2 separate regions of the Homo sapiens genome follow, and region 1 is linked to region 2. The links are chromatin loops, found by intact Hi-C in ENCODE. Cell type or tissue: endothelial cell of umbilical vein. All regions are shown on one strand. Links, peaks and the distances in the headings refer to the core of each region. The heading gives the core; the rest is flanking DNA.

What was found. Hi-C counts contacts between places; a loop is a spot of excess contacts. Peaks named below come from ENCODE experiments on the same cell type or tissue, not always from the same donor. Only the 100,000 strongest peaks of a DNase experiment are listed, where the experiment ranks them.
Region 1: a loop joins it to region 2, with 5 times the contacts of the local background. A loop is called at or near these places in 2 of 110 quality-filtered maps.

What each region holds. Positions count from the first base shown.
Region 1 is chr1:99,722,203-99,734,752 of GRCh38, reverse strand. It overlaps FRRS1 (ferric chelate reductase 1), which reads left to right. Exons shown (of 17, transcript NM_001361041.2): 8 at 5,005-5,103; 9 at 6,113-6,260. Among named protein-coding and RNA genes, the nearest start is that of FRRS1, 38 kb to the left of the region's middle. In endothelial cell of umbilical vein, for the core only: a CTCF peak has its summit at 5,756; DNase peaks (open chromatin) are centred at 5,982 and 6,782; H3K27ac peaks cover 996 bases.
Region 2 is chr1:99,651,844-99,664,393 of GRCh38, reverse strand. PALMD (palmdelphin) reads right to left here. Exons shown (of 8, transcript NM_017734.5): 2 at 1,995-2,075. Among named protein-coding and RNA genes, the nearest start is that of PALMD, 12 kb to the right of the region's middle. In endothelial cell of umbilical vein, for the core only: no CTCF peak of the experiment used is centred there; DNase peaks (open chromatin) are centred at 4,513, 7,063 and 7,463; H3K27ac peaks cover 5,028 bases.

The DNA.
Region 1 (12,550 bases), core at 1,539-9,538, 71 kb before region 2:
GATCAGCAATGTTAGGAAAGCACCTACCATTGTTGATGGCTTGTTTCTTGTTGGGTACTGTCCTAGGCAATTTATAAACACATCAGTTACTGCTGCCAGCATCTTTTTTGGTATTCAGAGAAATGTTGGTTTTGACTTGGATTCCTTCCTTTCATCCATCTTTCAGGTCCTTCCTTCTGCCATTTCCAATTTTTTGTTTTGAAAAGTTTTAAACCTCAATAAAAGTTAAAAAGATAGTACAGTGAACACCCATAAGCCCTTCACCTAGATTTGCCACTTTATCTTTCTATTTCTATCTACCTAAGTTGATTTTTGTGGTGTATATAAATACATATTTTTTTCTTGAATTATTTGAAAGTAAATTACAGATAGTCATGACATTTCATCTCTAAGGTTTTCAACATGTGTCTTCTAAGAACATGGACATTCTCCTACAATTACCACAATATTTTTATCACATTAAGAAAATTTAACGTTAATTTTATGTAACAGACGATCTGTATTCCAATTTTCCCAGCTGTCCCAATAAAGTCCTTTGTTTTATAAAAATATTTCTTATTCAGGATCCAATCAGTTATTACTCAGGGCATTTGGTTGTTACATCTCTTGGATCTCCTTTACTTTAGAACAGTTACTTAATCCTTTTTCTTTTTTATAAATTAAATTCAGGCCAGTTATTTGTAGAATATTCTACAATTTATATAATAGATTTATGTTAAGACTTTTTGGCACAAATGCTATGTAAGGGATATTATTTCCACATCAGTGCATTATTTCAAAAGTTTCATAATGTCCAATTGTTCTATTATTGATGATGCTATGTTTGATCACTGGTGTCTGTCAGATTTCTGTATCATGAAGTCTGTTTTCTTTTTGTAATAAGTAATATGTGGGATGATACTTTGAGTCTGTATGAATAATCTGTTCCCCAATAGCCTGTAACTAGGTTTTTGCATTTATTGATGTTTCTCCTATGAATCAATTGTTACATTTGTGGTTGCAAAATGGTGATCTTCTAACTTACTTATTAGCTGGCATTCTTATGAAAATACGAGTTTTCTTTCCTCTGCACTTGCCTTTCCCTTTTATATAACACTGTGGACTAATGGGTTTCTTTTGTCCATTGTGTTGTAGTTTATTACCACCATTCATTCTTTCACAGGGTCATACTGACGCCAATTCGGCCAATGGGAGCCCTTTCAAGCAGGCTTCTGTGCCCTTTTGATGTGTCTCCACCACTTTTGAGCATGTCTTTGTTTCTGGTGTAACAAGATGTTCTCCATTCATACTTTCATGCATTTCATCATTTCTCAAAAGAGCTTTATTTCCTTTTAGTAGGAATAGATCTAGAAATCAAGATTTGGGTGCTAATATGTTCACTGCTACTGATCTCCAGGTACTTCTGATTCTATCTTTGACGTACCTCTTTCATTCTCTTTGTTGCATTGTCACTATCTCTGACTTGGCTTGTAGTTTTACTGTCTGCTTCCTGGACTGCTGTAGTAACCCGCCATTAGTCCTCTTGCTTCCATGATTTCCTCTTTCATTTCATCCTTCACACAGCCATTGGAATTTTCTCCCCAAGCCACATTTAAGATCGTCTTGGCTGGGCGTGGTGGCTCATGCCTATAATCCCAGCACTTTGGGAGTCTGTGGTGGGAGGATTGCTTGAGCCCAGGAATTCAAGATGAGCCTGGGAACACATGGCGAGACCCTCATCTCTACAAAAAATTCATAAAAAATTAGCTGGGCGTAGTGGCATGCAGCTGTGGTTCCAGATACCTGGGAGGCTGAGGTGGGAGGATCACTTGATCCCAGGAGGTCAAAGCTGCAGTGAGCTGTATTTGCACCACTGCATTCCAGCCTAGGTGACAGAACAAGATCCTGCCTCAAAAAAAAAAAAAAAAATTGTCTCAAAAATATCCCTCCAAACCTTTGGCAAAACTTTAGTAATTATAGAATTATATAATAATTATAGAAAAACTGTTCTTTTCTTAAAGCATGGTGCTCAATACTTTGGGAATACTTCTAGAATTTTCAGCCTTAGAGCTCTCTTTTTATCCTTTATATATTTTAGCTAGCAAAACTACCTGTTTCTTAAAATTTTCATATTTCTATATCATTGGTCCTAGAAGTCCTTCAACTTGGAAAATCTTTCCTTTAATCTCATCTTTACCTTGTCCTCCTATAAATATGTTTTATCTTCTAAGGTCTGCTTAATTACTGTCTTTTCTGATAAGCCATTTTCAATTCTCTGGCCATACATAATTTGTCTTTTCATGTCACTTTACCTATCTGTCTGGCTCAATAAAATATAGCTTTAGGTTATAAGAGCCATATTCTTATAATAAAGTCATTTTTGTTTCTCCCACAGTGTCCAGCTTAATGTTCTCTCATAGGATGCTCTCTAAATGCTTGACTTGAGAGGGGCAAACTGGGGAGAGAGCTTCAGTACAACCCAGGGATTTGGTGGAAGTTCTTATAGGGTGTACTTTTATGCTTTCAAACTTGAGGTTTCTAGAACTGCCTGGAGCCTGAGGTTGGAGTAGCACGTTCACTTACTCTTCATTTGGAATAGTGAGAACTGAGAGTTACCTGCTGTCTATCCCCATCATCTTCTCTAATATTTGGGAGGTCTACTTGTATTGATTTTATTTGACTTCTCATCCTCAGTTTGCCTCAAATCAACCATTATTTGTATTAAAATTTTTTGTGTAACAAAAGAATTTCTATGTCTCATTCATGATGGATATTATAGAAAACATGCATTGTTTAAATCAGGGTTCAGGCCCAGCATGGTGGCTTACACCTGTAGTCTCATCACTTTGGGTGGCTGAGGCAGGAGGATTGCTTAAGCCCAAGATTTCAAGACCAGCCTGGGCAACAGGGCGAGAATCCATCTCTACTTTTTTAAAAAATAAAAAATAAATCGGGGTTCAAAAAACGTTTTCTGTAAGGACCAGGTAGTAACTATTTTAGAGTTCGTGGGCAATATGGTCTCTGTTGTAGCTACTAAACTCTGTTGTAGTATAAAAGCAGCCATAGATGATATGTACATGAATAAATGTGGCTGTGTTCCAATGAAACATGGACATTGAATTTCAGTTTGATTTATTTTCATTTGTCATGAAACATTCTTTTCACCACCTAAGTATGTAGAAGTCATTCTTAAACTATGAGCTATATAGAAACAAGCTTTAGGTTGAATTTGATTTGCTGGCCATGGTTTGTTGACTCCTGGTTTAAGTCATGATTGCTCCAAATTTCTTATCTGGAATTGGGCTAATTCTGATTTTACTGTAATATGTGTAACAGTACATAATTACTTTGCTAAGAGTACATCCTTGAGAGTTTTTAAAAGTGGAACATTTAAAAATAAAGTTGAATCTGAAACTATAGAAGTATGTTAGAATCTAATATTGGAATTTATAGCAAGATTTGTTATAACTGGGTAGTCTTGGACCTTGTTTAAGGAATTGGGTGACTAAAGCACATAAAGAACCTTGTTAGATAGTTTATGGAGAAACCAAGTGAAAGACCAAACCATGGATAATAACTTAAAATCAAGATTATTCCTTTGTGCCATTGTTTAAATGTACTTTGAAGTTACAGTCTGCTTCTTTTTTGGTATTCTTTTTCATTCTTTTTCCCCCTATTAATTGACAGTCTGCTTTTTGATTATCACTTTATTTTATTCTGTTTTATTTCTCTTTTTTGGAGGCAAGGTCTCCCTCAGTTGCCCAGGCTGGTGTGCAGTGGCACGATCATGCCACACTGCAGACTTGACCTCCTGGGCTCAAGTGATTCTCCTGCCTTAGCCTTCTGAGTAGCTGGGACCACAGGCATGCATCACCATGCTTGGCTGATTTTTTTTTTTTTTTTTTTTGAGACTGAGTTTCGCTCTGTTGCCCAGGCTGGAGTGCAGTGGCGCGATCTCGGCTCACTGCCAGCTCCACCTCCCGGGTTCACGCCATTCTCCTGCCTCAGCCTCCTGAGTAGCTGGGACTACAGGCGCCCACTACCATGCCCAGCTAATTTTTTGTATTTTTAGTAGAGACGGGGTTTCACCATGTTAGCCAGGATGGTCTGGATCTCCTGACCTCGTGATCTGCCCGCCTTGGCCTCCCAAAGTGCTGGGACTACAGGCGTGAGCCACCTCGCCCGGCCCGCTTGGCTGATTTTTAAAAAATTTTTTTTAGGATGAAGTCTCACCATATTGCCCAGGCTGATCTCAAACTCCTGGCTTCAAGCAATCCTCCTGCCTTGGCCTCCCAAAGTGCTAGAATTATGGGTGTGAGTCACTGTGTCTGGCTTGATTATCACTTTAAAGAATAAGATCTAACTTTCAGAGTTAAGGATCTTTGGAGACTAAAGGATAGATAAGAGGTAGATTGTTTGACTAATTCCTCCTTGAGTGCAGGTATTTTTGCCTCAGTTATATAACATTAAATCTATTGAATATGTACACTATGTAGCAATATTTCTTTACAGTGTCTTCCATCTTAGAAGTTACCAAAAAATATCCAGTACAATGCAGTGTATTTGGTCATTAAAATATGTAGGATATAGATATTTATTAATAAATAAATATCTGGAGTATTGTTTATGGTAAGTTAATTGAAAAAAGGTAACAGAACTCTATATTTTCCCATTTGGGAAGGAAAAAATAGGTATAATACAAATAGGTTTGGATGAATATACATGAAAATATTAAAGTGGTGTTCGATTAGTGATGGGTTTATGAACATATAAACATGTTATATATCTATCTTAATCTATTATTTTACACTGAAATTCTAGTGCTTTTGTATTATAACAAAATTATTTGCTATTCGCAAATCAGATAGCCAGTTCTCTAGAATTCATAGCATCATTCATGATTCAGTAAATTATGTTTTCAAAGCATCACATAATATTTGGTTTCCTGATGTACTTTTTTAAAAAGAGAAAATAAAATGCTGAAATTCCTTTGAGCTTTTTTTCTCATTTGCAATTGTTTTTCAGGGTGATGATGATGCTTATCTGTGTATTCATGAAGATCAGACTGTGTACATCCAGCCTTCCCATTTAACGGGGCGAAGTCACCCTGTAATGGACTCCAGGGTAGGTGTGAAAATTCTGAGAACCTCCACCTGGAGACCCGCTTTCCGGCTGTGTGGCTATCACTGGCGTGGCTGTGCTGCTAGATTGCCTCCAACCCCCACAGTTCCACCTAGCCTGAGCAGGGGCCTGCCAGCAGGGCTCCTCTCATAATGATTTCTGAGAAACTTTTCTACACTTCAGAAGTTTCTGTTGTAGGAAAAGATGAATTCTTGCTTGTGTCACTTACATCCTTTTGGTTGTATCCTACAAAAAAGTACTTTATGGTTTATTAAGATGGTCAGGGCATCAGCTTCCTTTCAAAAGCTTACAGACGGGTTTCTAAGACAGGATGACATTAGTGACAAAATTTCTTGACTAGTGAGAAAGAGGAGCACATTTGATGAAGGCTGGAGATGCCTTGGACAGTTGTCTTAAGTGCCCTTTGTTGGCATGTGTGTCAAAGGTGGGCTATTTCTGGTAGAGAAGTGTCTTTTTTGCAGGACAGTTGACAAGCAAATGAGCTCTGAAAGAGCAGTAGCTATCACTTAATGACAGCAAATGAGCTCTGACGGAGCAGTAGCTATTACTTAATGACATAACTGTGCACAGCCTTCCCATGGGATTGACTCCCAAGGCTGGCTTGGAACTTCTCCCCAGTTGCATGTTGCATTTTGGCCACTAGGGTAGTACTTGTTAATTGTTTATTTCAATGTTTTTGATTGTATACTAGTGGCCAGATGGAGTTAGTACATCTGTTAAAATTTCTAACCTAGGTAGAGGAATTGTGGAGTTCTGGCTCAAAGTAAAAATAATATTTTTTCTTTTTGCCAAGTGGGATAAAGACAAATAAACTGGGAGAAAATGTTTCTTGTTCTCTTCAAAGAGGAAGTGGAAAAACAATGACACTGCAGACAAAGCATGGACATACGATCTTAGAGAAAGGAAACTGAACAGGGCAGGATTTTGATCATATCTTATTTTTAGCAAATCTTTGGAAAGTGCTGAGAAGACCCATTGTGTGTGTTTGTAGGATACCCTTGAGGATATGGCTTGGAGGTTGGCGGACGGTGTTATGCAGTGTTCTTTCAGAAGAAACATTACCCTTCCTGGAGTTAAGAATAGATTTGATCTAAACACAAGCTATTACATATTTCTAGCAGATGGTGCAGCTAATGATGGTAAGTATATTGTTAAGCTGTCTTTTCAAGTGTCTTTTTCTCTCTTCTTCCCTCTCTTTCCCCCATTTTTGGAAAAACTACTGTAATTGCCCGTTTTTAAGGCACACGCTTTCCTATAAATGTCAAATTTTGCCAGAAACTGGATAAAGGTAGAAAAATTTTGCTGGAAACTAGATAGAGGTAGAGTGTCCCTTGTGTTATAAGGCAACACGGCTCAAGACAAAAATGGCTTCTGATTAGTAAAATGCATGTGACCAGAAGAACTATAAATACCTAATAAGAAGCCACGTATTTGGGCTTCCCTGAGTGTAGTGATAGTAGATTAACATTGCAGGGGACCTAGAAGCAGTGACTTTGAGGTTGTTGCAAGAGATATTGGCTCCTGTGGGGAAACTTGCCCAATATGAATCTCATCTCCTTAGACCTGAGCTTTCTCTAGGGAGGCGGGGAGGGAAAAAAGAGAATAGGTCCTGGACAGCTGAGTAAGCTGCTGTAAGACCTCCCACTGAGGGGAGAATGCCTCACACTGCCTTGCTGGTGTGGTATGTTTCCTGTCTCACATCTTTCTACGTGACTCTGATGCCAAGTACAGCCTAACATAGTTTTATGAGTCTGAATCTTTATTCTCAAGAAGACTACACTGGTGGATATTGCAACACATATTAATAGGAATAATTCGATTTTGTTTCAGGTCTTGGCTAATGATTTTTGAGGAACTGCAGGAAATGTCAATGTAGCATTTAATGACTCATCTCTTAGGAGATAACATTGCTCCAAAACTTTGAGAATATAGCCCACTTTGAAAATGGCGAGAAGGTAGATGTCTAGAGTGGAGAGACAGAGATGGGGTAAAAGAAAGGAAGAGCAGGAAATGTGATACAGGCAAATTGTGAAAAGCCTACAATTCTATCATGTGTTTTAGATTTTCTGCTCTTGGTAAAGCAGACTCCCAAAAGTTTTGAAGCAGAATAAAATATCTGCTCAATGTTAAAATTTAGGAACATTTAAATTAATTAACTCGCTTTTTATTAATTTATTTTTTTTGCTGAAGGAAGAATGCTAAAGGAACATTTTTAGATTTAGATATAGGTGATACATGTAGTTATCTTAGTCAAATCATTTGCTCTTGTTTGCACCAGCAATAGCAAATATGGCTTGAAAATAATTTCTTAATATGGCTTGATAATAATGAGTAAAAATTTCTTAATATGAGTAATAATTTCTTAATATGGCTTGATAATTATGAGTAAAAATTACTCAGTGCTTACTGAGTGCCAGTCAGTGGCTAAGCATTTTAGATAGATTCTTCATTTTTATCTTCATAAAATACAAGCTAGAGGTGTATTATTATTATCCCTTTTATCTAGGAGGAAATTCAGACTTAGAAAGGTGAAGTAATTTGCCCAGACAAGTAAACGGTGCAGTTGGAATTTGGCCTTTAGAGCCTGTGTATTCAGTACTTTAGAACATGGGAAATGGACTGGGTGCAGTGGCTCACGCCTATAATCCCAGCACTTTGAAAGATCCAGACAGGTGGATTGCTTGAGCCCAGGAGTTCCAGACCAGCCTTGGCAAAACCAAGTCTCTATTCAAAAAAAACAACAACAAAAAAATAGAAATTAGCTGGGTGTGGTAGTGTGCACCTGTGGTCCTAGCTACTCAGGAGGCTGAGGTGAAAGGATTGCCCGAGCCCAGGAGGTTGAGGCTGCAGTGAGCTATGATTGCACCACTGCATTCCAGCCTGGGCAACTAAGGGAGACCCTGTCTCAAAAAGAAAAGGAACATGGGAAATGTAGGGAATTAATTTTTAATGAGGAAAAGGTCAAGTATTTGTGTTTTTAAACAGCTACTACTAAAGTGCAGATCATTGTGTTGTTGTTATGATTGCAGCTATCACTTGTTGCATATTACATGTATCTCATTTATTTCTCACAGAGGCTTTGCATGTAGGTATTTTGTTGCTTTTTTTAGAGATAAGGAAACTGGGACCTAGTAGGGTCAAGCAACTTGTTCAAAATCAAACAAGTAGCAGAGCCAGGAATTAAACCCAGGTTGCTTCCAATTACAAAAGTTGTATCCTTTCTATAATATCAGACTGCTTCTTTTGGTGTCTGTATTAGTCTGTTCTCACACTGCTATAAAGAACTACCCGAGACTGGGTAATTTATGAAGAAAATAGATTTAATTGATTCACAGTTCCACAGCCTATACAGGAAGCATGGCTCGGGAGGCCTCAGGAAACTTACAATCATGGCAGAAGGCAAAGGGGAAGTAGCCACATCTTACATGGTGACAGGAGAGAGAGAGAGTGAAGGTGGAAGTGCCACACGTTTTTAAACAACGAGATCTCCTTAGAACTCATTCACTATCATGAGAACAGCAAGGGGGAAGTGTTCCCCCATGATTCAATCACCTCCCACCAGGCCCTTCCTCCAACACATGGAGATTACAATTCAAAGTGAGATTTGGGTGGGAGCACAGACCCAAACTATATCAGTGCCCAACATGTTATAGATACTTCATAAATGATTATTGATTCAAATGGATTTCTTAAATTGCTAGGGGATTTAATGGTTTATACTTTTTAAAGTTTTATACTTAAAATTATACTTTAGAGGAAAACTATTTCATTTAAATGGAGGAATTCTGTTGTATAATAAATTTTAAATGTGTGGGTATACAGCAGGTGAAATGTTTCTTCATAGGTTAGCAATGTAGAAATCAGAACATGTTTTCTTTTAAGTGATAGTTCTAACACTCCCTCAGAAACACCTAGTTGATGGATGATCCATGTGAAAATAGAGCATTGTTCCCCCTCCCTTGCCGGCTGATGTTGCTGTGCTGATGGCATGGGAGGGAAAATCTCTGTCTTGGCTCCTCTGTGGTGTTTCTCCAAGTGTCGCGCTTAATGTGCTTCAGAACCACCTGGAGTGACTGCTAGCAATGCAGATTCCTGAACCCCATCTCAGACCCACTGAGTCTCTTTTGTTGGTGCATGGAATCTGCATTTATAGGCATCCCAGGTGGTTTTATGTGTGCTGTAGTTTGATAACTTACTGCTCTAGGATGGGGTTTTCCCAAGTAAGCTATGCACATTGCAAGGCAGTCGAGGGGATACAGGGAACAATACTAGAACTTTGTTTAGATTTACTTTTATGTCATTAAAATTTTAAATATTTTAATGTATTTTATAGTGTACATCAGGGATCCCCAACCGACGGGCCATGGACTGGTTCTGGTCTGTGACCTGTTAGGAACTGGGCCGCACAGCAGGAGGTGAGCAGTGGGTGAGTGAGCATTACTGTCCTGTCAGATCAGCGGTGGCATTAGATTCTCATAGGAGCACGAACCCCATTGTCAACTGCGCATGTGAAGGATCTAGGTTGTGTGCTCCTTATGAGAATCTAATGCATTTTGATCTAAGGTGGAGCAGTTTCATCCCAAAACCATCGCTGCCCTTCTTCCATGGAAAAATTGTGTTCCATGGATCTGGTCCCTGGTGCCAAAAAGGTTGGGGACTGCTGGAGTACATAAGATATTAATACATATTAATATCTTAATATGTATTAGATATAATAGATATTAATACAATATGTATTAGGTGTAATAGATATTAATACAATATAATCCAATAAACATGAATCTGTTTATTAACAAAAATATACATATATTTGCAGCACAAGCTAATTTTTTTTTTTTTTAACTGGTACAGTGCAAAGCACACAAAACAAAACACTCCAATAAACAAACCTGGAGATTGCTATTCCTGGGAATGAATTTTCCAATCTTTTTGTACTGGGGAACAAAGGACAGTTATCACATAAATCATTGCCTCTTCTATTACTTAGCTTTATGTATGTGGACCATTTATAAATTGAAATCTGCTTAAAAGCAGTAAGACTTGGTAAGGTTTAAGCCAATTTTCAAAGCTATCATATAATCTCTGTAACCCGTATAAATGTAAAATGTATCCAATTTCAATAAAGTCTCCTAACAATCTATCCATTTAAAACCTTTTTCTAACTGCTATTTTCTTCATGTTGCTGACATTGTCCTGTCTTGGGATAAGCAGTCATGTGAAATACTGAGTGTTTAAACTGAAAGATAGAAATCACTTGGGTAATTAAGTAATTCACAATGAGGAAATCTACCAATTTTAATAATTAATGAAGTAGAGACACAGCTGTCACATGACCTGTTATTTAAAGAATTTAGGAATACTGTAGGTAACCTATTACTGCTGGTTCTTGCACTAAGCATGAACTCCCTTTGAGCAAGACTGCAAAATTATAATGGAGCCACACAATGGAACTCTGAAATCATAATGGACTTCTGCTTTCATGAAGGTTAAGTTCATACTTAGTTCATGGCTCTATAGTGATTCAGAGTTTAAACACATTTTCTTCCAACTTGTCTCTCAGGCTTGTTGGGCTTGGAGTCTCTTTTTCATAACTACCACTCAATGAATGCAAGATTTTTGCTTTCCCAGTGCCTTTCTTGTCATGTTTGATAGTTTTCTTGATCATTTTCTTTTTGACACTTTTGTAGCTCCTGACAGTTACTGTCTTTTTCTTCTTGACACTCTCTTCTCTAGGCATTCATTACATAAAACTCTTCTTTCTCATTTTCTGCTTTATAAGAAGCCATGGTAAAATAGTATTCACTGGATGAGTAACCAGGTGTCCTAACACCATTTTTTTGAATAGTCCATGTTTTCTCACTGCTTTAAAAGCCTCTTTATCATATACTAAAAATCTATCAATAAATTGAATTATTTCTAGTGTATCTGTTCCTCTATTGATATATTTGTCTATTCCTGCATTAGTTAGAATTGCTATTGCTTTATAATAGGTTTGTGAGTTTTGATAGAACATGATTCCCCTTCTGGCCTTCTTTTTCAAGAATTTTTGCTTCTTCATATGTATCTGTTCTTCTAGATAAACTTTAGACATAATTTGTCAAATTCTTCTTTTTTTTGAGATAGGGTCTCACTCTGTTGCCCAGGCTGGAGTGCAGTGGTGCAATCACTGCTCACTGAAGCTCGACCTCCTGGGCTCAAGCCATCCTCCCACCTCTGCCTCCCTAGTAGCTGGGACTACAGCCATGTGCCACCATTCTCAGCTAATTTTTTGTATTTTTTGTAGAAATGGGGTCTCGTCATGTTGCCCAGGCTGTTCTCCAACTCCCCGGCTCAAGCTGATTTGTCAAATTCTATTAAAAATCCTGTTGGGGTTGTGATTGAAATTGTAATGCAATTTTAGAGCAAGTTAGAGAATAATAACTGTGCAATAGTGAGTCTGTCTATGCAGGAACACATTGGGATATTCCATTTATTCCAATCCTGCATATGTGTCTTTCAATGAAATTTTATGGTTTTCTACATATCTTCATATAGGGCATATATATTTGGTTACTTTGTTCCTATGTATTTTATAGTTGTCTAAAGCAAATTATTATGAATGGAATTGTTTTTCATACGTTTTCTAAATATATTGTCATATAGGAAAGTTATTCATTATTGAATATTTATTTAAATTTTAAGCCTCCTAATTTCCAGTTGATTATCTTGGATTTTTCTAGATAAATGTCATATCCTGTGCAAATAATGGCAGGTTAATAGCCCTCATTTTCTTTCTTGTCTCATTGCATTGTTTAGTTCTTGCTGAATAATGTAGAATGGTAAATGAGGTGGCAAGAATTTTTGTGGTTATTTTTTATTTTGATGAAAATGCGTCTGATATTCAGTGTTAAATGTCTTGTTTGTTGTATTTTTCTTGTGGATATCCTTTATGGTGTTGAGGAAATATTCTTTTGTTTCTAACTTTAATAAGAATTCATATGAATGTGTGCTGAATTTCATCAAATGTCTTTTGGGCAGTGATTGAGATGATATTTTATCATTACTTTAATAGATTTCTGGACAGTGAATGATCCTCACATTCCTGGAATAAACCTTACTTGGTCATGTTTTATTATTCTCTTAATATATAACTGATTTGATTTACTAATATTTTCTTTAAGCTTTTTACATCTATATTCATAAGTGATTTTGGTTTACGTTGTGAATGTGTGCGAATGTGTGGGGTGCTTGTGTGAATGTACACATGCGTAGTTTTGATTTCAGGGTTATACTAAACTCATAGAGTAAGCTCTAGAAGAGTTTAAATAAAAAAGAATTTTTAACAGGCGAGGCACAGTGGCTTATGCTGTAATCCAAGCACTTTGAGAGACCGAGACGGGCAGATCATTTGAGCCCAGGAGTTTGAGACCAGCCTGGGCAACATGATGAA
Region 2 (12,550 bases), core at 2,192-10,191:
TTATTGACTAAAGGCCCTATATACATCCATATAAATTCTACTTACCAGTTAAGACTCAGCTTGAATCCCATACCTTTAATAGTGCCTTCTTGACCATCCCAGATTAAAGAATAATTATACTGTAGTTTAAATTAAAACAACTATCATTTATCTTGTTTATTTAATCTTGAATTTCCCAAATTAGGACAATGTGTCATTTCCCCCAACTCCTAGCCCTGCTCCATGCCACACACACCCCTTTTTTCCAGTGAACAGCTTGGGAAAGTGGATAGCACTTTTGTGCAGAGAAAATTGAAACCTTTTGCTCCAGGTATAAGCATCCCTGAACCAGAGTGCACGACTGGCAAAGGAATGTGGACAAGATTTTAGCACCATCATTTCAGGTACCTTTGTGCAGTACACAATCTGCACAACTGTATATGGCAGTCCAAAACATGATAAATGTTTTGATTGGATTGGATCAGGAGAGGTCTCCTGTGTTCTGGAGAGCAAACCAATAAGGAAGATCATCTACTACTTTCCAGACTGTTTTTGGCAAGTGCTGGAATGAGGTGCTACTTCAGAAATGGACCTTTCAGTGAGTCAGGCTTCTCATGCGAAACTTACTTCTAGAACGAACTAAGGGGATATTTAAATCTTCTCTTCTACTGTGAGCTCCACTGTTTTGTGGCTACCCATTCTGCAAGGATAACAATTGCCCATTCTCAAGGATAGCTAGAGAGCTATCATTTTACTCAGAGGCAGGAAGTAGTTCATTGGGAGATCCAGATTGTGTGTATTGTGTGTGTGATTGTGTGTGTGTAAATTGTGCAAGTGTGTGTGTGTGAGAGAGAGAGAGAGGAAAGGAGAGCAAATGACCTCTGGTTTTGGAGTGAGAAATGGCCTATCTAAAAAACTTTCTAGATTTGACTGTTGACTTCATTTGAATTGCACTGGAACAACTTGGAACTTTTTTTTTTTAAATTTCATTGATTTCCTAGGAGTACACACTACATTTCTTGACTATGTATACTACTCATGTAAATTCAATGTGACATATTGGAAGGGGAGCAGACTAACTGTGCTTTGAAATTATCCATCAAACATCGGAAATGTCAACTTGTTTAGAAGCAAAGAAGCAAACAGAATCCAGAGAATGAGGCTAATTGGAATCTTAAATTATGTTTTTTTTCAGAGGCAGGTACTTGTTCCATTAGAAAAATGAAGTCAGTTGCATTCAGCAAGTTTAACTTAAATTTGTAGACCCCTTGAGTGTGCAGCTTTGTATCATTAAGGGGATTCATTAAATCTATTGATAGCAGCCCTGTCAGATAAGTAGTTTCCTGCTTGGGCCTTTTCACAAGGAGCTGCTGTTTGTTATTTGCTTGCATCCTGTCACTAAGCTAAGTAATAAAATGTTGAAACTCAATGTGCTTTAATTACAAAATGGCCACACCCAGTGAAAGATGTAAAATCTGATTTTAAACATGGAAAGTTATTTCTGGTTATGATCTCATGTTCTGTCAAAACAAAATAAAACAAAAACCCGAAGCATACTCAAACAACATTGGACTCATTGCACTGAACTTTTAAATACAAGCATCCTTGACCAGGCCAGACACTGTTCTGCACCCCCGGGGGAATGACTGGCCTTTCATTGATTTCAAAAGGCACTTCCTAGCTGGATCCACTCCCTAGGGATGTTAAGCAAGACTGCGAGCAGGGCCAAATTCTCAAGGCTGAATTCTCAAGGTTGCTCAAGAAAATTGGGAAACTCAGTTATAAAGGATAAAAGTAATAAAACCATGTGTTCAACTTTGCACATGTTTGCTAGAAGGTATTAATCTCATATGCAAATGTTACTAGCTTGTTGGCCTCCCCTATGGTTATTACAATGTTAGTCAAACTATCTTGAAATTTTTTTCTTTCCTAAAGCTTTTTTACTATTGAAATTTGAGTACCAATAGAATTTTTGAATACAAAATCATTGAAATGAAATTAAAGCCATAAATTACCTTCAAATGCTGGTGCTTTAGTTTGTCTTCCTCTATTTTCAGACGCTTCTGTGAGATTTCTTCCTGTATTTTTCTTTTATCCTGAAATAAAAAAGTTCCAGTATATTTTATTTTTAAAATTTGCTTAATTATGTTTCCTTGGGGTTGTTGTCACTATCTGAATGGCCCGTTACTGATATTTTTTTGGCATTGGTGTGAAGCTGCTTTGGAAACTCCTATTTCAAAGCAAAGGAGAGCGAAGTGAGACATTTGAAGCATTTTCCTTATGGGAAAGAATATGAAAAGGCACTTTTTCAAAGAGGGCTTAAACATCCTTCTTCACTCCCCTTTTCCTTCTTCCCCATTAGTCTAGCAAGATTGACCTACTGAGTGATGTAATAGAAAAAGTGAATTGTAAAGAGACAAGTTGTGAAATAGGTGTGAGGAAACATCGTGAGAAGAGAGACTGATCCTGGTCCAAGGTTGAAGAAGCCTCTGGGTGAAAGGACTCCTTATGTGGAAAAACAGGTCAACCTATGGATCGTTAGAAAACTAGGAAGTTGGAAATTGGGACTGTTTCCTCCTTGCATAGCCTGCTATGGGAAGATAGAGGAAAATAGTTTAGATAGTGCTTCTTAACACTAAGAAGGCTTTTAGCTCAGGTAAAACAAAACTCATGAAGATATGTTGTATCTTTCACCAAGTTTAAATTACATTACCTCGGACAACCCAGAAAGCATAACTACTGATACAAAAAGGTTGTACTTTTAAGAAAATATAGCAAATATACTAAGTAGACAGCCTGGGTTTGACTTTTGCCTCCTCCACTTACTAGCTCTGTGTCTTGGGACAAAATCCTTAACTTCTCTGTGCCTCAATGACCTCATCTGTAAAACGAGGATACTGAGAGCACCTACTTCATAAGATGTGAGCACTAAATAACTGATATATGTAAAAGTTTCTAGAACAGTACTCGTCACAGTGCTCTAGAGGTATTTAATAACATTAAATAAATAAATATATAACTTGTTAATCACATAGAAAGCAACACATTAAATCTGACAGTGCTTTCATTAGCTTGAAATGTTTTAGAGATTCCCTGGAATTGTTTGAGACATTTGACTAGTTATGCAAAAAGGTCTTTATTTCCTCATTTTTGATCAGAGGTGACATTCTTCTCCATCTTATTCATAAGTGTTGGTTTTAAATCTGCTTTCAAAATTAAAAACTCCCAAAGGATAAAATTTTGTTGCCAATGAAGACATCCAAAAGAAGTAAGCTGTAAAGGTAATTTAGAAGAAGGAGATCCAAAAATGTTTGGCAGCATTATTGATGTAAGTGCATTATTGATATATAAGTGCATGGGTTCCCTGATGTGACTATTTTGAAGATAAAAACTCTTTTTTGATGTGTAATTTCAGGTACATTTGTTGAAGAAAAGCAACATATTGCTCTCCAACTGTATGCTGTGTTTCTCTTTGCATGTAAGGAGAATATATGACTTCATCAGCTTATTATTTTTATTATTGAGATAAGGTCTTATTCTGTTGTTTGTTGCCCAGGCTGGAGTGCAGTGGCACAATCATGGCTCACTGTAGCCTTGACATCCTGGGCTCAAACAATCCTCCTGCCTTAGCTTCCTGAGTAACTGGGACTACAGGCGCATACTACCATGCCTGGATAATTTTTTGGTGTTTTGTTGAGACAGGGTCTCACTATGTGACTCAGGCTATATCAGCTTACTTTTAAAATTTCGTAAGTATTTCTTTTGAAAAAAAAAATAGCTAGGCAACAGGCATGGATCTTGAGAATCACTTCTTTCTTTGGATGAAATCTGGCCATTAGTAACAAAAACTCTGAAAGCCTCTGTGAGTCAATTCTTCACTCTCTCTAGAGGTTGTTATTTGAGCAAATATTAATTGTACTTTAAATTCATTGTGCCAAACATTTTGGCAATATTTTTCAGGCACAATTTTACTTAATACTTGTCATAACAAAGAGATACTATGCTAATTTCCATTTGAAAAAAGGAAATGGAAATTTAGGGGAAATTAACTCATCCAAGTTTCATCTGACAATTGTCGGAGCCAGGATTTGAACCCAGGCAGTCTGAAGTCAGCCTCCACACTCCTAGCCAATTCACTGTGCCATTCCCTGGAGTGGAAAGTTAATCAAGCTGGTCACAGTTTCTTCCTTTTTCTTCTCCCTCATGAAGTACTGTGGCCAGGAGGCAGCACTAGGACAACAAGCACTGAGTGTGACCTCTCATTAGCAGGGAGCACATTTTTAGCTCCCTAGATGCTGGTGCTGCAGCTAGCTCTCCGTGAAAAGCCCATAGAGAAGAGCATGTTTTGTGGGGTGGACAGGATTGCTGAACCCAGCAATGCCTCCCCACCCCTGCTCATTGCCAGTTTGGGCTGGTTTGCCATTTGGGCTAGTTTCATCTTGGGGTTAGTAATCAGGCAATTGAATCTGTGAGTAGAGGCATGCCATCCGAAGTGTTTTGGCAACACCAGGCTTATACAAGGGTTGCTAGGGAATACTAATGTTTTGTCACTCAGGGGTAATATGATGCCTCTCTTATATCAGTCTAGGTAGGTAGGAAGGAAATTTCATAATGTTTATAGGCATGATCCTATTTTAAGATAGGCATACTTTTTCCTCATAAGATATTCATCAGCAGAGTTATTGTTCCTTTGCCAAATTTCATTGAACTCTGTTAGCATTAATGAAAAATAATATGACAATAACTTAGTTTCAGTATAGCAGAATAAACTATAAGTCAACCTTAAGATGTTTATCTAGCTCGATTGCTAGTATACCAAAAGTTATCATAGTCAGCTAATTTCTTCCCAGTTTTTCATTGGAGCAAATAAATGTGAAATGCCACCTGCTTCCCTAAATTTCCCCAGAACCTGGAGCACTTCTATAGATAGCTGTTGCAACCTGGCACATCAGACATTACTGGTTATTAATGTAACCATTATGAATAACATATTGTTGCTTATTTCTCAATGTCCAACTACCTTGACTTTTTGTTCAATGGACATTTACCTAGATTTTTAGCCATCTGACAGCCTATTTTAGCAACTGACGCCCAGAAATTTCAACCTGTTAAAGGTTATCTCTTAATTATTTTGAAAATTAATTTATTCGCCTTGTACAACTATAGTTATTGTGACCATCTATTAATATGATCCAATGATATTAACACAATCACATATTTGATAAAAGTCAGCACAATGCTTAAGAGTATAAGTAAGTATTTTAGTTATATTATTGATTAACAATGTGCTAAATTCTAATATGCCTAGTCCTGTCAGGAAGGCAGAATTGATCCTGAGTTGTTTGATTATTGATTTATTCAATACTTAGCTACTTATGTGCAAATGCTATATTCAAGATGATATTAGGAGTTGTGCAGTGTTTAAAAATTATTTGACAGATGTGAGTTTACATTCTTTTTTTTTTTTTTGAGACAGCGTCTCACTCTGTCACCGAGGCTGGAGTGCAGTGGCATAATCATAGCTCACTGAAGTTTCAATTTCCCAGGCTCAAATCATCCTCCTGCCTCAGCCTCTCAAGTAGCTGGGACTACAGATGCATGTCACCACACCTGGCTATATTTTTTATTTTTTAATTTTTTTTTTGAGATGGAGTCTTGCTCTGTCACCCAGGCTGGAGTGCAATGGTGGGATCTCAGCTCACTGCAAGCTCCGCCTCCCAGATTCACGCCATTCTCCTGCCTCAGCCTCCCAAGTAGCTGGGACTACAGGCGCCCGCCACCACACGCGGTTAATTTTTTGTATTTTTAGTAGAGACGGGGTTTCACTGTGTTAGTCAGGATGGTCTCGATCTCCTGACCTCGTGATCCGCCTGCCTCAGCCTCCCAAAGTGCTGGGATTACAGGCATGAGCCACCGTGCCCGGCCTATATTTTTTATTTTTATTTTTAAGAGAGACAAGGTCTTTCTGTGTTGCCCAGGCTGGTCTCAAACTCCTGAGCTCAAGCAATCCTCCTACCTTGGCTAAAGAAAGTCATTTGTGTAAGTAACTATAGTCTGAGAAATAAAGTTATTACATGTAATAGTTTTTCTTTTTTCTTTTTTTTTTTTTTTGAGACAGAGTCTTGCACCATCATCTAGGCTGGAGTGTAGTGGCACAATCTTAACTCACTACAACCTCTGCCTCCTGGTCTCAAGTGATTCTTGTGCCTAAGCCTCCCAAGTAGATGAGGTTACAGGCATGCCCCACCATGCCCGGGTAATTTTTGTATTTTTAGTAGAGATGATGGAGTTTTGCCATGTTGGCCAGGCTGATCTTGAAATCCTGGGCTCAAGTGATCCGCTCGCCTTGGCCTCCCAAAGTGCTGGGATTACAGGCTTGAGCCACTGTGCCAGCCAACATGTAATAACAACTTTAGTAGTAATACATGTTATCGCTAAGGCATTAGTAATGTATGATGCAGGTTGAGGGGAGACAGGGAGAGGTTGTTCCTAGCTGATGTCATTAACAGAAGCTTTGGAGTAGCATCTGAGTGGAATATTTTGGGTAGTTACAGTGAGGCTGGGGAGTATGGAGAAAGGGCATTCAAGTCAAGGGCTTGATGTGAACAAATTCTAAAAAATGTGGGACATTACTTAGAACAGCAAGTCTGGAATCTAAGTTACCATATAGGGAGTGGCAGGAAGTTAAGAACAACCAGGTGAGGATAGATTTTCAGTAGCTAATACTGAATGGCATGACAAAGGGTTCAGAATTTATTTACATATTGAGATAAGGAGCAATAAAAAGTTTTCAGGGGAAGAAGAATGATAGAGTTAAAAGCATGTTTTCAGAAGTTGAATATGGCCTCATTGTGTAATAGCTATGGAAAGGAGAGAACACGAAGAGGACACTCAGTTAGGCCACTGCACAACTCATACATAAGGCCATGAGAGCTTGAACAAGAAGGAGCAGAGGGCAGGGATGTCAGAGTTAGCAAGGAGTTAGAATTGTCAGGACTTGGCAACTGATGACATATCATTGAGGAAAAGGAAAGTGTCAGATGGAATGCAGGCTCTTATGTTCAGGAAACTGACGAGAGAGCAGAATGACGCATAGACAGAGGAGTATCAGGAGAAGGAAGAGTTTGGAAAAAAAGATGATGGATTCGCCAAGTTTGAGATGTCCTTGGGCCAAATAGGTAGAATTATCTGCTAGGCAGTTGGAATGTTGGATGGAGAGAGATGAAGAATCAGAGCTAGAGATAAAGATGTGTGAGTTTTGAAAGGGATAGATGAGAGCATGATGAGAGACATTTTTTATGAAAAGAAAAGGAGGCTAAGGAGAGCCTCCATGAAGCACCTACATTTAATGGGTATAGGAGAAGGGGAACCCACATGGAAGTTTATTTTGGATCAGTCTGATATTATTTGTAATAGGACTTGGTGAATTTGGCCACATAACTGAAAGGAGCAATGAATGAACCGTGTTATTTCAAATAAACAGATTGCGGGGAGCACAAAGGGCAACCACTGAGTCATGATATTGCAAGTTGTGAGAGATCTAGTGATCCTACGGTCCAAATGCTTCATTTTACATATTAGAGTTTGAAACCTTAAGAGGTTAAGTGGCTTGCTTAGAAAGGTATTTAGTAGCAGGGCCAAGACTAGTAAGAAGATCTTCTTAATTCTCAGTCCTGGGCTCTTTTTAGTTCTCACTAACTCTACAAAAGAAAAGCATGGTTGTGGGCATTTAGGCAAGGATAAAAGTAAAGAAAAACAGAAGCCATCATATACTTGACTAGAAAGAGGGTATAGGTGTTTTTTCTAAACCAATTGAAACAATTGGAAGGGGCAAGTTAGTGCAATGATTGAAGAATTAAAATAGTTGAATGTTTTCAGATTCATTTTTCTAGAAGCTGATAATCTTATAACTTCATGATTAGCTTTGCTGATATTTTCATTGCTTAGGTCTGAAAAGAACACTAGCGGAAACTGCTTATTTGAATTTAAGTACTACCAACAATGCAGAGTTGGTGGTGTGCAAATAATGGTAACTTTGAAAAAAAAGAGACGTGCTAACAGTGTTCTTAGGAAAGAATCCAGGGCATAATTAGAAGTTTACCAGATTTCAGTAAAAGTATATTTTACCATTCTTGAGAAACATTCTTAAAAAAATTATTGAAAATGGAGCAAAAATTTCAAGAGGGAAGATAGATTATAAGGCATGGGCAATTTACGAATGGAAACATGGACACAAAATTAAAAATGATGTCGGGTAAGAAGAAAAGAGAGCTACTATTTAAAAAAATAAAACCAAATCATTTGCTATCACTGAGAGTTTCCCAATAAGCTCACACAACCAAGAATAAAGATAAGATGGTGACACCTTGTAATAGTGTAAATAAGGTAAAAATTCAGGGTGATGAGATGTGAAACATGAAAACACTGAGGGCACAAAAAGTGCATGCGTGTGTGTGTGTGTGTGCATGTGTGTGTGTGTGCGTGTGTGTTATGCTGAGAACAAAAAGATAAAGGCACAAGATGACTGCTGAGATACATAGCGTAATATCAAAATGACAGAGATAAAATATGATTCCGTTTCTACTTTAATTTCATATTTTTGATTAAGGAGAATAATCTTGATCCTCAAAAGGGTAGAACAAAAATGTCTAAAGCGAAATCAAAGCTGAAGAGGAAATACAGCATTGAAGACAGAGCTGCTCTAGTCTTCAGTCTCTGATGGGTTTCATTTCAGGGGGTAGAAAAATTTATAGACATGACAGAAAAATATTGTTAAGTAACCTCTTTGGAATCTTGGATGAGGTGAAAAGATACCAGAAGACTGAAAGTGGCAAATGACCCAGTTTTTTTGAAGAGGCAAAGAGGTGAATGATGAATATTTAAAGACTGGTGAAATTACGGATTAATCCCTAGCAAAGTTGTAGAGTGAATTGCATCCAGACAAGGAATGTGGTATTTAGACAAGGAATAGGTCTAGGTGGTAGCAGTTGATGACTAAAAACAAAGCGTTTAAAACTCACACTATTTTTTATTGCTTAATTATTTTAAGATCTGCAGATGATGAAGGTTAAGACGGTTTTAATAATAACATTTATTAAGTTTTTTATGTTTTTAATATTATTTATCATCTAAGACTCAATAATTATTCATCCATATTTTCTTTTAAAAAATGACCATAATTCAGCTGAATTTATTTTGATTCATCATAGATGCTGAGTAATTGTTTTTCTAAATTTTTAACTATGTATCTGAAGTTTTATCAAATAATTCTTTCCTATTGACTTAGTATGAAACTTTTATTACTTACTAATTTTTAAAAATGTACATTAGGGTCTGGTTGCAGGTTATCTGTATAGTTTCTCTAACTATTGATTCTGGTACCAATACTGCATAGTTTAGATCATTTACCAATTAGATATATTCAAGTTTTCCTTTATTGCTGTTATAAAAAATGTATTGATTAATAGCCATAGTTTGTTTTTCTAGTTGGACTTTGGAATCATTTTGTTAAATTCCAACAGAAACAAAACTGAAAACCCAGCTAATTCCTTATTTATCCACATTCTCCACCAAATCAGAGAAATCAACCAACCAAGCAACCAACCAACCAAGCAACCAACCAACCAAACAAAAATCTACATGCCTTGATGAAATTTAAAAAGTTACTCTTAATGGTCACTATCCAGAGATAATCAGAGATTGATAATGTTATATAAGATTTATATCTGCATAATTTATTATAGTTCATATAAAATTGGGATTATTTTTACATGTTTAGTAATATAAATTGACCACAATTTATATTGTGGATGAGAATACCTCCTTAGAGATATTGATTGAAACTGTATTAAACTTGAAATAAATTTGGAAGTATATGATAGCTTTTCTGTTTTAAAACTGCACTTTCAGGAATAGTGTGTGTCTCTCATCACATATAGTATGTCACTTGGTAGAGTTTTGTGGCATAAATACTGCACATTTCCTTAGTAGGTATAAAAATGCAAACATTTCTTCATCTAAATCTGGCATACTTCCTTACTAGTATTATTTTTAAATTTTAACATAATAGCTATAAATTTAATATTATAGCTATTAAGGGTAGGATATTTTCACATTATATTTTCTGATTAATTTTTGTTTTTCAGAAAGCTACTGCTTTTTATATATTCATTGTGTATCTGGCTTCTTTACTGAACTTTCAAGTCAATTCTTAACTTTAGAGACACTGAAGATGAAAACTAGAGAGTTCATTAACTTTCTCAAGTCACGTGATTGATCGAGTGGTGGAACTTGTGTTGAACCTGATTTTCTATGATTCCAGGGGTGATGCTTTTTTATCTTTTATTTTTATTATTTTCTTTCTTCCTTATTGCTTTCCAAATATATCAGTAGAAATACAATTCCTCAAATAAGGGACATTATAGCACCAAAGGTCTCTATACTCATCAGAGTTCTGATCAACCCTTAGCACCAACTTCTAACAGTTACACTGACATTTTGGAGATTGTCTGGAATGAGTCTGTGAAGAATGACTGAAATCCAGAAAACAAAACTGTATAGCTTCAGTGGCAGGAGTCATGAAGATTGGGTGGAAGTTAAAGGCAACCAGATTCTGGTACATTATGTCAGAACTCTTAACACAGAGAGCTGTTCTCAAATGGAAAAGGGTTTTTTGGGGGGTGTCGATCCATGTGATATTGAAGTGCTCAAGGAGAAGCTGGGTGAACTTGGGCATGGTGTAAAGAGAGTGAGGACGTGGATAAAGAAGTTTCTACATTTTCTTCTGTTCCAATAATTATGTCTGCATCTAGCTTTGAAATATCCTAATTCTTAAGTTAGTCATGGAAATTTGGCATGGTTATCACTACTATTTATGGGGTGAATTAAAAAGCACAAATTTTCTAAACCTCATTTATCAAATAATTGTAGTCTTCTTTCCCAACCTTACAACACATTCTAACAGACCTCTAAACAGAATCCAGCGTGTGTTTTACTCTTTTTTTCCTTTGTCTACCCTATCTTGTTTGTTCTAACAAATAGTGACAAAACAAAACCAAACCAGGCTAAACAACAAACACAAAACAGACCCCTGAATAATCAAGGGGTGATGGTAAATTTGGCCGGGTCTTCAGTGAAAAAAAATCTGTCAGCAGGCCAGCCAATCAGTAGCTTTCACCCTTTCTCAGCTTGATTGTATTTGTTCATTCATTCATTCACTCACCCAGGACAGTTTTTTTGTTTTGTTGTTTTGTTTTGTTTTGGTGCTCCAGCTAGTGTTGAGCTCGTTGTTGAGGGAACTGTGAAAGATGCAAGGATGTCTTTGTCTTGAGAATTCCTGGCTGCAGGGAAGAGGCTACGTAAAGGAAGTGGGATGGGGAGGAAGGCAGAGGAAAAAGGGGCCTGAACTATTAGGTGCTCTGAAAAATGACTTTGATTCTGTTCCAAACCTCTTAAAAACAATAACAAATACTTCTGAAATGACACCACAGTCTCTTCTTGCCCACTTCTATTCCTTGCAAACTGGGGAAGGTGGGAAGAGACTGCAGAGGTGGAGAACTGTTTTGGGTTAGAAAATGTGGTTAAGCAAAGCAGACCCTCCATAGTTTCTTCTCTTGGCTCCACGTCAAACTGTATTAATAAGAGTGAACAATAGAAATCTGAGGAAGTTTTCTTTCTTTTCTTTTCTTTTCTTTTCTTTTCTTTTCTTTTCTTTTCTTTTCCTTTCCTTTCCTTTCCTTTCCTTTCCTTTCCTTTCTTTTCTTTCTTTTTTCTTTCCTTTCCTTTTCTCTTTTCTGTCTTTTCTTTTCTTTTCTGACGGAGTCTCACTCTGTTACCCAGGCTGGAGTGCAGTGACGCAATCACAGCTCACTGCAACCTCTGCCTCCCAGGTTCAAGCAATTCTCGTTCCTCAGCTTCCCAAGTAGCTGGGATTACAGGCGCAGACCACCATGCCCAGCTAATTTTTGTATTTTTAGTAGAGACAGGGTTTCACCATGTTGGCCAGGCTGGTTTTGAACTCCTGGCCTTAAGTGATCCGCCTGCCTCAACCTCCCAAAGTGCTGGGATTATAGACATGAGCTACCATGCCCAGCCAGAAATCTACGGAAGTCCTGAACAGGGGTCAGGGGTGTGATGTTGATGTTTATAAAAATTTGTCATGATGCTGTGGTCAGAAAATCTGATGAGCAGAGGAATAGATTCAAGTTCCGACATTTGACTAATTCCTTAGCTTTTCTTGGCCTAGGCTTTCTGCCATAAAATGGGAATGATAACATATGCTTTTGAAAATACTCATAGGACTACTTGGACAAATGAGATAAAATGGATGTGAAAGTTTTATTTTTCATAGCCTAAATGCTATGTAAGAATAGGCACTGTTATTATTGTTAGAAATCTCACAATTCTTTTTCTTAGGAGATGTCCATTTTATTCCAGAGTTGTTAGCGTAATTGATTAGGAATAGCTGTTGTAGCCCACTTTGCTATGTTACATCATCCTGTGTCAATCACTGATACATTTAATAGATTGAAAACTTGATGCTTAGGACAGAAGCTAGTTTTGAGTTCCATTC